Linked DNA regions of Homo sapiens: all the other regions are linked to region 4. A link is a contact called in ENCODE Hi-C or POLR2A ChIA-PET data. All regions are on one chromosome and are shown on one strand. The core of a region is the stretch at or near the end of the contact, and the rest is flanking DNA. Distances in the headings are between cores, read along the strand shown. Region 1 holds the start of TMEM9B (TMEM9 domain family member B). Region 2 holds the start of AKIP1 (A-kinase interacting protein 1). Region 3 holds the start of TMEM41B (transmembrane protein 41B). Region 4 holds the start of AMPD3 (adenosine monophosphate deaminase 3). Region 5 overlaps MICAL2 (microtubule associated monooxygenase, calponin and LIM domain containing 2).

Evidence for each region. A loop is a pair of places that touch in the nucleus more often than their neighbours do. ChIA-PET counts read pairs that join two places held with the same protein, here RNA polymerase II (POLR2A). Pooled maps may share reads with other maps.
Region 1: a loop to region 4 is called in a map of naive thymus-derived CD4-positive, alpha-beta T cell, with 6 times the contacts of the local background. The contact joins the promoter of TMEM9B here to the promoter of AMPD3 in region 4. A Hi-C loop is called at or near these places in 1 of 168 maps with a recorded cell type or tissue (naive thymus-derived CD4-positive, alpha-beta T cell), 2 of 37 single-sample maps with no recorded cell type and 7 of 50 pooled maps. POLR2A ChIA-PET finds 5 or more read pairs at or near these places in 3 of 52 experiments (AG04450, activated CD4-positive, alpha-beta T cell and activated T-cell).
Region 2: a loop to region 4 is called in a pooled map, with 4 times the contacts of the local background. The contact joins the promoter of AKIP1 here to the promoter of AMPD3 in region 4. A Hi-C loop is called at or near these places in 1 of 37 single-sample maps with no recorded cell type and 6 of 50 pooled maps. POLR2A ChIA-PET finds 5 or more read pairs at or near these places in 1 of 52 experiments (endothelial cell of umbilical vein).
Region 3: a loop to region 4 is called in a pooled map, with 25 times the contacts of the local background. The contact joins the promoter of TMEM41B here to the promoter of AMPD3 in region 4. A Hi-C loop is called at or near these places in 1 of 37 single-sample maps with no recorded cell type and 7 of 50 pooled maps. POLR2A ChIA-PET finds 5 or more read pairs at or near these places in 1 of 52 experiments (OCI-LY7).
Region 5: a pooled map shows a loop between it and region 4 (6-fold over the local background). The contact joins the enhancer-like site here to the promoter of AMPD3 in region 4. A Hi-C loop is called at or near these places in 1 of 37 single-sample maps with no recorded cell type and 2 of 50 pooled maps. POLR2A ChIA-PET finds 5 or more read pairs at or near these places in 1 of 52 experiments (activated T-cell).

What each region holds. Positions count from the first base shown.
Region 1 is chr11:8,963,017-8,965,716 of GRCh38, reverse strand. It overlaps TMEM9B (TMEM9 domain family member B), which reads left to right and starts at 1,275. Exons shown (of 5, transcript NM_020644.3): 1 at 1,275-1,508. The coding sequence starts at 1,404. TMEM9B-AS1 (TMEM9B antisense RNA 1) reads right to left here and starts at 1,042. Exons shown (of 5, transcript NR_073431.1): 1 at 569-1,042. RefSeq lists silencers at 1,082-1,581, 1,622-1,811.
Region 2 is chr11:8,909,934-8,912,633 of GRCh38, reverse strand. AKIP1 (A-kinase interacting protein 1) reads right to left here and starts at 1,445. Exons shown (of 6, transcript NM_020642.4): 1 at 1,411-1,445; 2 at 963-1,190; 3 at 101-181. The coding sequence starts at 1,184. It also overlaps a transcript of DENND2B not described here. RefSeq lists enhancers at 1,141-1,230, 1,241-1,310 and a silencer at 1,401-1,680.
Region 3 is chr11:9,313,159-9,315,858 of GRCh38, reverse strand. TMEM41B (transmembrane protein 41B) reads left to right here and starts at 1,266. Exons shown (of 7, transcript NM_015012.4): 1 at 1,266-1,538. The coding sequence starts at 1,418. RefSeq lists a silencer at 927-1,276 and enhancers at 1,042-1,557, 1,558-2,075.
Region 4 is chr11:10,453,677-10,456,513 of GRCh38, reverse strand. It overlaps AMPD3 (adenosine monophosphate deaminase 3), which reads right to left and starts at 1,250. Exons shown (of 15, transcript NM_001025389.2): 1 at 1,066-1,250. RefSeq lists an enhancer at 326-375.
Region 5 is chr11:12,173,176-12,175,875 of GRCh38, reverse strand. The region is part of intron 3 of MICAL2 (microtubule associated monooxygenase, calponin and LIM domain containing 2); the gene reads right to left. Among named protein-coding and RNA genes, the nearest start is that of MIR6124, 11 kb to the right of the region's middle. RefSeq lists an enhancer at 1,235-1,284. Within about 2 kb of position 1,260, at least 6 of the 41 ENCODE cell types and tissues checked have a DNase peak (open chromatin) inside an H3K27ac peak, as active enhancers do.

The DNA.
Region 1 (2,700 bases), core at 26-2,525, 1.5 Mb after region 4:
GGGCGGATCACAAGGTCAGGAGATCGAGACCATCCTGGCTAACACAGTGAGACCCTGTCTGTACTAAAAATACAAAAAAAAAAAAAGAAAAAGAAAAAGAAAAAAAAAATTAGCCGGGCGGCGTGGTGGCGGGCGCCTGTAGTCCCACCTACTAGGGAGGCTGAGGCAGGAGAATGGCGTCAACCCGGGAGGCGGAGGTTGCAGTGAGCCGAGATCGCGCCACTGCACTCCAGCCCGGGGGACAGAACGAGACTCCGTCTCAAAAAAAACAAAAAAATCTGTTTACAGAGGTAAAAACACGGGTATTACATGGAGCATAATTTGAAATCCATTCCCTCATATTCAGCCAAGAACTACAGGCCCAGAGAAGGGAAGTGATTTGCCAAAGGTCATTCAACAAATCCCTAGGGGCTGTGATGATCCGTGTCCTTGCCATTACCTCCCTTGTCTCCACTAACAAAAATATTTCAATGGGAGAATGTGCCGATCTAAGGCACTCCTAAAGTACTTGCTGAGAATGACAGCCCTGGGGAGACAGGTCGGCAGCCCTGAACAGGCACTGCCTTACCCGGGCGTAGTGCCCCAATTCGCCACCTCTTGGAGTCCTAGGCGGAGGATACTACTGGGGCAGTTGTTTCGCCAATTCCACATCTCCCGGAGCCTGGCCTGGCCCAGCCCAGCCCCGTCGCTGTGACCCACTTCCTAGCTGCAGGCTGGACCAAGGGGAGGCACATGGGGAGCTCCACAGGGAGGCCACGCCCACGAGGGCAGCTCACAGAATTAGAAAGCCGACGGGGTGCTGTGGTCAGGAGGCGCGTGGGCGGCAGGTTAGTACTTAAGGTGCAGAGACCACCCCCAACCCTTTGACTGGCGGTGGGCATCCCGGAAAGGCATGGCTCGGCCAATTCCAGCCCCGTTTCCACGCTCAGCACCCGCCCTGCCTGTGCGCGAACGGCTCCGGCCCGCACGGGTCGCCAGAGGCGACTGTGTGACACTCGGAGTTTGCTGGGGTCTCCGTGGGCGGGAGGACTTTCCAGCGCAATGGCGACTCCCTAAGCCCCGCAGCTTCTGCGCCCGGGAAAGATATCCAAGAGATGCAAAGCTCTACTGGGCCCAGGCTGCCACCCCAGAGGCCCCCTTCCGTCCCGGGGCCGGGGCTAGGCCAAGGCGGGCACCAGGACTGCCCAGCCTCCCGGCCCTTCGCACTGGTAACCGGTTCCGGGGCGGATGCTTTTTGCATCTGACCCGGCGCGCCCGGTGACGCCTTCGCGTCCAGACGGAAGTGCGGGCGGAGGATCCCCAGCCGGGTCCCAAGCCTGTGCCTGAGCCTGAGCCTGAGCCTGAGCCCGAGCCGGGAGCCGGTCGCGGGGGCTCCGGGCTGTGGGACCGCTGGGCCCCCAGCGATGGCGACCCTGTGGGGAGGCCTTCTTCGGCTTGGCTCCTTGCTCAGCCTGTCGTGCCTGGCGCTTTCCGTGCTGCTGCTGGCGCAGCTGTCAGACGCCGCCAAGGTGAGTCCCGCCCAGCCTCGCTCCTGACGGAAGCTCCTCCCCTACCACCGGCCTTGCGGAAACTGGGTCTGCCAACCTGCTCCTTGGCCCATTCCTGACAGCCATACGCCTGGCCTCACAGCTCCGGCAGACCCCCGCCGCCACCAGCCCCGCCCCTCCCGACTGCCCGGCGGCACTCTCGCCCTCAGCCCCGACAGCCTGGCAGGCAGCGCCCCACGGTCGTCCCCAGCCCCGACAGTGCCCACAGTCCGGACAGCAGCCCCCCACCGCCTTAACATTTCCCTTCCCAGCCCCGGCTGCACGCATCTTACACTTGACAACCTTTTCACCTCCGAGAGCCTTTAACTTTCCACCCTAAGCTCTTGACAGCCCACCTGCGCCCTCCGCCAGCCTCACAGGCCCCGCATGCCCCAAGCCAGAATGATAGGAAGCCCCCATCTGACAGAGCCTTCCCTGTCAAGGGCCGACTCAGCTCAGCTCACCCCTGAACACTTCCCTTCCTGTGGTGGGAACTTGCCCCTCCTGGCCTACTTCCCTCCCAATAGGGCCTACGGAGCATCTCTCACCTGCTTCATATTCTCACCTAACTCCCTCCACGAGTCCCTTGGTGCCTTTCTTGCTTTCTCTCTTCCTGATAATTTAGTGGGTAAGGGAAGAACCAAACTGCAAGAGAGGTGAGGTTGTGGCCTCCCTGGTTCGATTTCTTGACCTTCTAGTTCCCTCATACTGTTCTCTGGTGCCCCAGCTCTCCAGACCTGCCCTAGCTCCATGCATACCTGTGCTTCCTCTTTGATGAGCTAGCTCATCATTGGGGGAGAACAGAAGGGATTCACATTAGTATGATGGGAAAACAGAATGACATTGCGTTTTTAAAAATAAGAGCTTTAATTTATAATATCTTTAAATGTAGGAGTGGGGAAAGGTTACAGGCAGGCAAATGTTTTTGATTCAGAGATTCTTTTTGAAACCATCTCTACCTCCTACCAGAAACAGGGACAGCAGCACGTCTCCTGACTTTGAAAACATTGCTGGCACCCTCTGCATATCTTGCCTCATAACTTTATGTATTGTGATCATGTATTTATTTTTCAGTCTCCTTTACTAGGGTGTGTCCTGGTTATGGGCAGAAACCATGTCTTATGCTTATCTGAATCCACCTTATTGAGCACAAGATCTAACACAGAGCAAATGC
Region 2 (2,700 bases), core at 196-2,695, 1.5 Mb after region 4:
GAGAAACAGGTAGTGTCCAGATTCTCCGTAAATTCCAGAAAGATCCAAATGTGGTCCATCAGCAGGTGATGGGGCATAGTTTTGGTTCACACCAACTTACCCCACACTGACTTGAAGTATAGTCCATGAATTCAGCCATTGTTCTGAAGGAAGCACTAAGGGTTGGGGGTCTCTCTTCTCTCTATTTGAATAAATGGCACGTCACAGGTTAGCTCTAGGATTCCCTACTGGAGAATGAAGCCATTTTGGAAATAGTCTCCTTTTTACTTTTGGAAAGGCTCTGCAAGTTTATGTCAGAAAGAACGATGTTATTGAGAAAGAATTCCAACTCTAAAAGATAGACATGCAATTTATCCAGGATCTAAGAGACAGGCTTGCAGGCTTTCCTCTACTATCAGATGATAGCTGTAAGATTTTTTTTTTTTTTTTTTTTTTGAGACGGAGGTTTCGCTCTTGTTGCCCAGGCTGGAGTGCAATGGCGCGATCTCGGCTCACCGCGACCTCCGCCTCCCGGGTTCAAGCGATTCTCCTGCCTCAGCCTCCCTAGTACCTGGGATTACAGACATGCGCCACCACGCCCGGCTAATTTTGTATTTTTAGTAGAGACGGGATTTCTCCATGTTGGTCAGGCTGCTTTCGAACTCCCGACCTCAGGTGATCCGCCCGCCTCGGCCTCCCAAAGTGCTGGGATTGCAGGCATGAGCCACCGCGCCCGGCTAATTTTTTTTTTTTTTTTTAAGTAACCAACCAGGGCTGAACACTACCGTTATTCTACAGCTACCCAACAAGAATCTGTCAAATGTAAAGCGTTTTGAAAGGACTTTTCCATTCATTGTTCTGATCCTTTCCAGCTTCCGCTAAGGGAAGGTTTCCTCAGCTGCTTCTGCGCTGCGCACCCCTGGCTCCCAGCGGGCTACCGCGGCGCGAAGGACTGGGGCGGCCCCCGGCACAGCGACCCTCACCTCTCCCGGGAGAACGCGCTGCGGGCCGGCTGCCGGCTGTTTCTCTAGGTGGGGCGCCTCCCGGGCAAGGACCCCCATGCAGCCTTTGGGACGCTCCAGGGCATGCCAGTCCACCGCCCTCCTCTTGGCCCTCTCCAGCACTTCTAGAGCCAGCCTTGCTGAACGCTGCAGGGAACGTCGGTCCACCCCATTCAGCGCTGCGGCCGCCAAACAGTTGTCCATGGCTCCCTGAGTGGGCACACAACGTACAAACGCCGGCGGGTCAGCTGGGCCGCGGCGACCCTGCTCCAAATCCGGGTGGGAGCCCCAGCCTCGACCTCCCTGGAGACCACCGCTCCTGGTCCGCCCCCAACGCACACTCCAGCGGGAGCCCAGCCAGGACTAGGCCTAGCGCGCCCGCCCCTTCCATTTTCATCTACCCCTTCCGCTACTTAGGGAGCCCCCTCACCCGGCTCACTCGTCAAGGCGCATGCGCGCAACGCTATTCTAGGAAGAGGGACCAGGCCTAGCGCTCCCGGCGGCGCCGGCGCAGCTGGGCCATTGGCGGAAGGCGGGAGAGGCGGGAGAGGCGGGAGAAGTGGGGGAGGCGGGGCGGCTGGGCGGCCAAACACGCCTTCTGCGTCCCAGCCTTGGCGTCTGCGCGCGAGTTGCCTGGTTAACTGCTGAGCGCTGGAGGCGGGGCGCCGGGCGCTGGGGGCCGGGGGTCGGGGGTCGGGGGCCGGGGGTCGGGGGTCGGGGGCTGGGGGCTGAGGACTGAGTCGAGCCAGCAGCCCAGGGCATCTGTCCACGCTGTCAGAGGAGCCTCTGGGCGTGGGGCTGGCCCTTAGAGGGCTACTGCGCTGCTTAACTTGGTGGGTATAAAGGCAGGTCTCCTGTTGAGCTAAAAAATTATGGGGTACCAGCTAGGTAGGCAACATAGCGAGAACCCGTGTAGACACACACACACACACACACACACACACTAGCCAGGAGTGGTTATGGGGTACCAGCTAGGTAGGCAACATAGCGACAACCCGTGTCCACACACACACACACACACTAGCCAGGAGTGGTTATGGGGTACCAGCTAGGTAGGCAACATAGCGACAACCCGTGTCCACACACACACACAGTAGGAGGAGTGGTGGCGCGCATCTGTAGTCCCAGGTACTCGGGAGGGTCGAGGTGGGAGGATCGCTTGAACCCGGGAAGCGGAGGTTGCAGTGAGACGAGATCGCGCCACTGCACTCCAGCCTGGGCGACAGAGGAAGACTTCGTCTCAAAACAAAAACATCATGGGGAATAAGGCAAGTGCCTCCCGCGCCTCTTTCTGCTTGGTCTACATTTTGGGGTGTCGCTACTCTTGTTTGAGGAGGTGATTAGGCCAAACTGTGTGGCTGCCAAGGTGGCCTTTGGAGAAGGGAACAGCTCGGGATTGAGGCGAGACGGAGGCGGGGCTGTCTGCAGATGTTCCTGGCCCCCGGGGCAGGGGGCGCCTGAGAAGTTGTAGGGTCTCTCATAATCCCTCAGCGCAGCTCTCTCTCCCCTCCAGTGGGAAGTACGGATTCACATATTTTTGGAGACCTGTTCTCTTGGGGTCTGACTCCATCTTTTAGGAAGACTGCACCATGTTTAAGTAAGGAACTGTGAATGCTTACTTAAACCATGTTTAAGTAAGGACCTGTCACTCCACTCCGCTGGTTATTTGGTAGGAGATACAGCCCAGGCTCTCACTGCTAATTAGTGACTCAGCCGCACC
Region 3 (2,700 bases), core at 17-2,516, 1.1 Mb after region 4:
TTGCTTTTAATGACTATGAAGGAAATAAAATGGGAGCCAGAAGTAGGCAAAGGATGTGTACATAAAACAGTTCAATTGAATGGGTTTCCCATAATTTACTTAACCATTTTTATTTAGTGTTGGATTTTTATATTGCTTTTAGTTTTTCACTGTTATACTAATACAGAGGAATTATTTATGTTTATTTTCATGGAATAATTTCCTACAAATGTAATTACTGAATAGAAACAATCAGGATTTTTTTTTTTTTTTTTTGGGACGGAGTCTTGCTTTGTGGTCTATGCTGGAGTGCAGCGGTGCAATTTCTCACCGCAACCTCAGCCTCCGGGGTTCAAGCGATTCTCCTGACTCACACTCTCGAGTAGCTGGGATTACAAGCCATCATGTCCAGCTCATTTTTGTATTTTTAGCAGAGACGGGGTCTCATCTCACCATTTTGGCCAGTCTGGCCTCACACTCCTGGTCTCAAATGATCCGCCCGCCTTGGCCTCCCAAAGTGTTGGGATTACAGGCTTGAGCCACCGCGACCGGCCTCTAAGTTGCTTTCAAGAGGTAACCACGGTGAGTAAGCTGAATGTGCTCTGAGGGGTAGAAGCAGAAAAAGTTACCTGTGGAAAAGGCATGTTTCCGCTTAGCTTAGGGATAAGCTAAATGTAGAGCTGACTTGGGTTTAGTAGTAAGGGGCAGCAGCTAATGCAAAACCGTTAGCTTTGGGAACAGGACAACCTGGATTCTAAGCCCATTTTTGCCATCCTGTGATCTTCACAGGTTGTACGTAGCCCTCTCTGAGCCTTAGTTTCCTGAAATTCAGGTAGGTTTTGCTCAACCTTTGTATTTCCCACCATCTTTTAGATCAAGCACTCTCTGGCGCCTCCAAATTGAAGACAGCAGCTGCGGAATTGATGTAATGGGCTGAATCAGCCTCAGCCGCGAAATGCCGACTAATCACAGGCACCTCCGGCGGCCTGGACAAAAGGTTTGAAGTCCCTGGGACCGCACTTCCGGGTAATTAAGGCTACGCTTTAGACGCCAGGGCCAGCGAGTCGCAGCCGGGTGACTCGAGTGCCGCGACTGCGCATGCTCTCGCCCCAGCGCCCGGCGGCCACCTCTTTCCCGCGGGCGGGCCGGGGCGGGGCACTGAAGGGGGCGGTCCAGGACCCTGACTTGTCTCGCGGTTACTGGGCCGGCGCGAGCACGCGAGGCTCGGGGGCGGCACGGGGCGGGGTTTAGCCTGTGGTGGGCGCTGCGGGTGTTTGCAGGAGGTTGCAGTACTCGCTGGGCTGAGGTCGTCTCGGGTGAGGAGGTCGCGCCGGAAGTGGCTCTAGCCGTGGCGCTTCGGCGTAGTAAGGAGCCTGCAACAGAGTTTTGTTGTTTAGGGGGCGCGGCACCGCACCGCTCCCTTCACCTTGCAGCAGCCATGGCGAAAGGCAGAGTCGCCGAACGATCGCAGTTGGGCGCTCACCACACGACCCCCGTGGGGGACGGGGCAGCGGGGACGCGGGGTCTCGCGGCGCCTGGCAGCAGAGACCACCAGAAGGGTGAGTGGGCCCGGGGAGCAGAGCTGGGGGTGGCCCGAGGCTTCTGTGTGTCGGGTGGGGAAAAGGACCCCCGCTATTCTCGGAGAGTCGCGGGGAAAGAGGGGGGCCTGCTGGCGCCGCGGCGGGAGCAGAGACCGTGGGGGAGTTGGGCTTGGGCGCTCGCGCAGCACAAGGCCGGACGCCGAGTAGGTGCGTTGTAAATGCTGTTTGAGTAGAATTCATTTAAAAGAAGGGATGACACTGGCTTGTTGACGCTCAGGTAGATTGTAAGGTTGATGATAACGACGCTAGGCAGAGCTGGAAGGAGCTGTACTGTGGCATTCGCTGCGTTGTTTTTACAGATGAAGAAACTGAGGCCCAGTGTGGGTATATGACTTATAAAGTCATAAAGCCAGATCAGTGAAGTAGTAGTTAGGAGCGAGGACTTAATACTTCCAGGTGGCAGTACACCTGGGCTTGAGTCCCTGCCCTACTGTTTACTTGGAACCTTGGACTTGGTAACTTTCAAAAAAAGCTCAGTGTCTGAACTGTGAAATGGGGATAATAATAATATCTACTTAATAGGTGGTGCGTGGGTTAAACGAAATAATTCACGTAAAAGATTTAGAGCAATGCTTGGATATGAAGTGGGGGCTAAATAAATATTAGCAATTACTTAGTTACAGCTAAGGTCACTCATTCTAAAGTTTATTTCCCCACTACATCATCCTGACATTTCTCACGGCTTTATTTTTGGTTTTTGTTTTCTCTTTATTCCTACTGCCTCTATAATTGCAGAATCTCACGGCTTTAAATATTGTTTTAAGGAAAAAACTGTACGTAGAAACTAAATACTTTGATTCCGTGTTGGCCTGGAATCGTTCTTTAAATGATTTTAAAGCTCATAAACTTAAAGTGATCCTAACAAGTTTGTCTGTAGCTCACATAGGTGTGTTCCACCACCAGTGATGGCTAGGAGAACTTCTAAGAGTATGTAGTAGAAAATGTTAATGTATTTTCAAATAATTTAAAATGTCTCCAACAGTCTAATTTGGCTCTGTCAGCCTTATGTTTTTGGGTATTTTTCCAGCTTATATACACTGGATCCAGGTGACTTCATATAATTTCAAAAACTGAGAAATGAATCGTTGTTAATGTATAAATCAGCTCTGAATAAAAGAAA
Region 4 (2,837 bases), core at 1-2,500:
GCCACAGTCCCTCCAGAAAGGAAGCCCAGTGCCACTGAAATCCCCTCGTTATACGAAGGAAGCTGGTTCCTACTCTTGCCAGACTCCCCTTGCAGAAGCCCCGACACAGACCTGAGCCTGGCTCCATGACTGGTCCTGAAGATGCCACTCAAGTGATGCACCCGGGTGAGGTGCTGCCTGCCACCCAGGAGGCTCAGCTGAGTCAGTGCGTGCGTGCAGCTGGCTGGGTCCTGTCTGCCGGCTGGAGTAGGAGGTCTCTGTTTTGCATATCTGTGAGCAGCAGTGAGCCAGAGCAGGAAAAGCCTGGGCTGGAAATTCTCTCGTGAATATGAAATATGAGTGGAAAATTTCCAAGAGCCCTGAAGTCCCCAGGTAATCCCAGTTATCCAAAACAAAATGGCTGTGGTATCCTGAATGCAGTGTCCTGGCCCTCTTCACAGCCCTCACAAGAGGAAACTAAAGCGGCGGCTTCCTCTTTACAACAGTAAACTCAGCCGTCCTGCCCAGCTGCAGGAGATAAGCCACAGCCTCCCTCTAACGCCCAGCCTCCTCCTGAAAGCTGAGTAGCAACGAGCGATATCATCACCTTTGCTGCTTCCGTTCTGAACGTGCTTCAGGCCTGGCTGCATTTTATCAAGGGGATTGGTCTCAGGTACAGCCCGACCTGCCTCTTCTCAGAAAGCCCCCCTAAAGCAGCCCTCCCAAGGGCACCCCATAACTGCCAGGGGGAGCTTCAATCCCAGTTGCTAATACAATCCCCTCCATCCCCTCCTCCTCTGAAAGGGAAAGACCATGAACTGCTTCCACCTTTCCCAGGAAAGGACAGAGACTCAGGGAGCAGGAACTGCCTCAGCACAGAGGCGGACAGAGGACAGGGGCAGGCTAGGATGAAAAGCTGACAGCCCCATCCCACTCCTTCCTTTCTTCCCAGAAGGAAGCCCACATCACAGGTGACTGCGAAGCCTGATAAGCTTTACCAGAACCCCCACCCCCATCCACACACACAGAAAAGGAGTACACCCCAACTGACCCACCGGAGCCCACCCCAAACCCTCCCCTGCTTACAGCCGCTCACTGCTCCCACGTGGGCCTCCAGCTCCGAGCGCTGGCTGGACTCTGCCACTCCTCCTGGGGAAGGTGGAGCCTGCCTCAAGTGACCCACAGGAGCAATCCTCTAAAACCAAGCAGGGTTGATTAAAATGGCATCACAGGGTGCAAAGCTCTGATCTTCATCTGCCCTTTAGGAGAGTGGGAAGGCTCAGAACAGACACATAGCCTCCCAGTGACTTAGGCAAATCCTGTGGTCCTGGGAAATAACCATGAGCAAAATGGCTATTTCTGTGGTGCTGTTGAAATCCTGGGGAGAAGAGCTCAGGAAGGATGGGTCAGTTGTTTACCGGGAGGCTAGCTGTAACCCTGACTTGGGCCTGAGTCACCTCCGCATGTCCAATCGTGAGGTTGTGTCTTACTGAGCTCACATCATAATTCCTGTGTGCACAGAGCAGTATTACAGGGTTGACACATGATCCTCGGGCTGCTGCTGGGCTTTAGCTACCCAGAGATTACGGCCCACCTGTCCTCACAGCTGTTTCATAAACAGTGCAACCAGCAGGCTACAAGCAACCTAGAGGGAGGGTAATATTTATTCATTAAACAATTAAATGAACTTACAGTATGAGAAAAAAATCCAAGCCCTTAGTACTATTCTGCCAGAAGGAGGAGGGGCAGATGACTTTTTCTGCTAGTGTTTTGGGGAAAGGGGAGGTAGAGTGGGGACTGCAGTGGGAGGATTCCAGCCCAAGGATTTAAGTCCGACACGTTCAGGGAATTTTATTCTGCACCTTTAACCGGATCCCAGCTAGCCTTAGTCTAAACAAGCATTTTTCAAAGTGCAGTCTGCAGAACATGAAAGGTCAGAAGGCTTGGAAAACACTGCATCCTGTAGTCCCTTATGGGTATTCATGCACAGTTTCTACTAGCAAATTCAACACCTGAGAAGTCCTGCAGTAAAGAAAGCTGCTTAACTTTGTTTAACCCGACGCACTTATTTGACCATCCTAGAACTGCTGTCATAGGAAAAAAACACCTATTAATATCTTGTGGTATCGGCTTTGGGAAACACCCTCCACCTTGAGTCTTCATTTTCCAACTTAGAGAAAGCTGCCTTCCTGGAGCCCAGTTTACAGGTATGAGACCCATTGCATCGGGTTCAGACAGAAACCAGCAGCAGCTCCACTAAGATGACACAGGTTGTAACAATGACCAAGGGTCCTGCTGAAGCCAAAAGGCGGGAAGACTCCCCAGAACATGGGCAGTTTAGAAGAAAAATACAGTTCTGTCCCAGAAGAGCAAGCTCTTCTCAGGACCTCACAATTCCACCTTGAGCCTAACTTGTTGCTGCTTCTTGCAGCCAAGATGTCTCTGTGGACTGAAGAGCACTGATCCCAAGCTCAAAGCCTTATTTCCCTTTCGAACAAACATCAAGACAATTTATGATAACCAGATACAGGGCCCGCTTCTCCTGCCCGAGACTAGACTGCATCCCCTTTTATCACTTAAGCACCCCTTACAAACTCTAAAAGACAGGAGAGGACGGAATCAAATTATGTCTCATCAAGAAAGATATCGGCCGGGCATGGTGGCTCATGCCTGTAATCCCAGCACTTTGGGAGCCCGAGGCAGGTGGATCACAAGGTCAGGAGATTGAGACCATCCTAGCCAACGTGGTGAAACCCCATCTCTACTAAAACACAAAAAATTAGCTGGGCATGGTGGTGCGCACCTGTAGTCCCACCTACTTGAGAGGCTGAGGCAGGGGAATCACTTGAACCCAGGAG
Region 5 (2,700 bases), core at 11-2,510, 1.7 Mb before region 4:
CAGCCTGCCTCCTTCCAGCTACATAGGTCTCCTTGCTGTTTCCACAACATCCTGAGCACACTTGCGTCAGCACCTCTGTACCTGCTGCTCCTTTGCCTAGCATTCACTCCCCTCTAAGAACTGCACACTCATCACCTTGCTCCTTTAGGTCTCTGCTCAAATGTCACCATCTTCTAGAAGCCTTCCCAGGACATCCTATATCAAACAGCAACCTACTCTCCTCTCCCTGCCCTGCTGTATCTTCTACCTAGGATATACACACACCTGACATACACACACACACACACACAGACTCCCCACACATTTGTTTATTGTCTCTCTCTTTCTCTCTCTCTCTCACTGATAAGAACATAAACTCCAAGAGGACAAGGATTTTGTCTGTTTTCTTTTTTTTGTTTTCGACCCAGAGTCTTGCTCTGTTGCCCGGGCTGGAGTGGAGTGGCGCAATCTCGGCTCACTGCAACCTCCACCTCCTGGGTTCAAGCAGTTTTCCTGCCTTAGCCTCCTGAGTAGCTGGGATTACAGGCACCCACCACCACGCCTGGCTAATTTTTGTATTTTTAGTAGAGACAGGGTTTCACCATGTTGGCCAGGCTGGTCTCGAACTTCTGACCTCAGGTGATTTGCATGCCTCAGCTTCCCAAAGTGCTGGGATTACAGACGTGAGCCATCGTGCTCGGTTTGTCTGTTTTCTTTACTGCTATGTCCCTAGCACCTGGCATGTAGCAGGCACTTAAAATGATTTTTTTTTTTTAAGCAGAGTCTTACTCTGTTGCCCAGGCTGGAATGCAGATGTGTCATCTCATCTTGCTACAGCCTTGATCTCCCAGGCTCAAGCGATCCTCCCATCTCAGCCTCCCAAGTAGCTGGGACTACAGGTGCATTCCACCACACCAGACTACTTTTTTGTATTTTTTTGTAGAAATGGCATTTTGCCATGTTGTCCAGGCTGGTCTCAATCTCCTGAGCTAAAGCAATCTACTCACCTTGGCCTCCCAAAGCACTGGGAGTACAGGAGTGAGCCACCATGCCTGGCTGAAAATGATTTTTTGAATGAATTAATAATTGCGAAAAGTTTAACTCAGGGATGGCAATTTAAAATATAAGGGTAAATGGAAACAGTTTGGTGGTTCCTCAAAAAGTTGAATTAGCATATGACTCAGCAATTCCACTCCTGGTATATACCTAAAATAACTGAAAACAAAGACTCAAACTGATACTTGCACGTCAGTGTTCATCACCACATTATTCATCTTAGCCAAAAAGCAGAAAAAAAAAAACAAGGGTTCCTCACTGGATGAATGGATAAACATATGCAGTACATACATAGGATAGAATATTATTCAGTCCTAAAAAGAAGGAAATTCTGGCATATGTCACAGATGAACCTTGAGGACATCAGGCCAAGTGAATAAGCCAGCCACAAATACTGTATAATTCCACTTAAACGAGGTACCTAATAGTTAAACTCTAGAGACAGAAAGTAGAATGGTGGTAGGCAGGGGCTGGGGGTGGGGGTGGGGAGGAGAGGGGAGTGACTGATTATGGGTACAGAGTTTCATTTTTGCAAGATGGAAAACCTTCTGGAGATGAATGATAGTAATGGGTGTACCACAATGTAAATGTACTTCATGATACCAAATTATACATTTTAAAATGGTTAAAATTTTATGTTATGTATATTTTACCACATTTTGCTTGAAAAAAACCTCAAACTCAATTCAGTTACTGGAAAAGTTTTAATTATGACTGGAATAACTTGGATATGTAAATCTACTTTTTTCAACTGTAAGTTTTATAAAATTTAAATACAGATTAAGTATTTCTGACTAAAATTTAGCATCTGAATTGAGATGCTCTATAAAACACACACCAGATTTCAAAAACTCAGTACGAAAAAATGTAAAATAGCTTTAAATAATTTCACAGTGATTACATGCTGAAATAATAATAATTTGGATATATTTGGTTAAATATATTTTTAAGATTGAAAAAGAAAAGAATGAAATTCCAACACATGCTACCATGTGGACAAACCTCAAAAATATTATGCTAAGTGAAATAAACCAAACACAAAAAGACAAAGACAATATGATTCCACTTACATGAAATATTACAAACAAATTTACACAAACAAAAAGATGAGAGGGTAGCAGGGGCTGAGGGAAGAAGGGAACAGGGAGTTTTTGCATAATGGTCACAAAGTTTCTATTTGGAGTGAGGAAAAATCTTGGAAACAGGAAGCGGTGATGGTTGTACGTCATCCAGAATGTAATTAATGCCGCTGAATTAATTGTACACCTAGAAATGGTTGAGATGACAAATTTGTTAAACATATTTTACCACAATTTAAAAAGACACATTGGGAATGCCAGGGGCAAAGAGTAAATGCAAGAGCTCATTCTCTTAAAGCTAGAGAGGAGCAACAGGCAGCTGCAAGTAAACATGAGCATGTTCTCCTTGGCTGGAAGGGGACATGAAACTTCCCCTGGACTTAAGTCTTGTAGATTTGAACTTAAAAAACATCTCCCCCTATATATTCCTCAGATTTTGACAGCTGTCCCCTGCAGAAAGGGTCCTGAGAATAAAATCTTTCCACTGCAGATTTCCCATAGACCACCCTTTGGTATAGCTCGCTACCCTGTATTTACATCTCTTAAGACTGTAAGACCGATAGCAGGAGGTGTAGAATACGCCAGG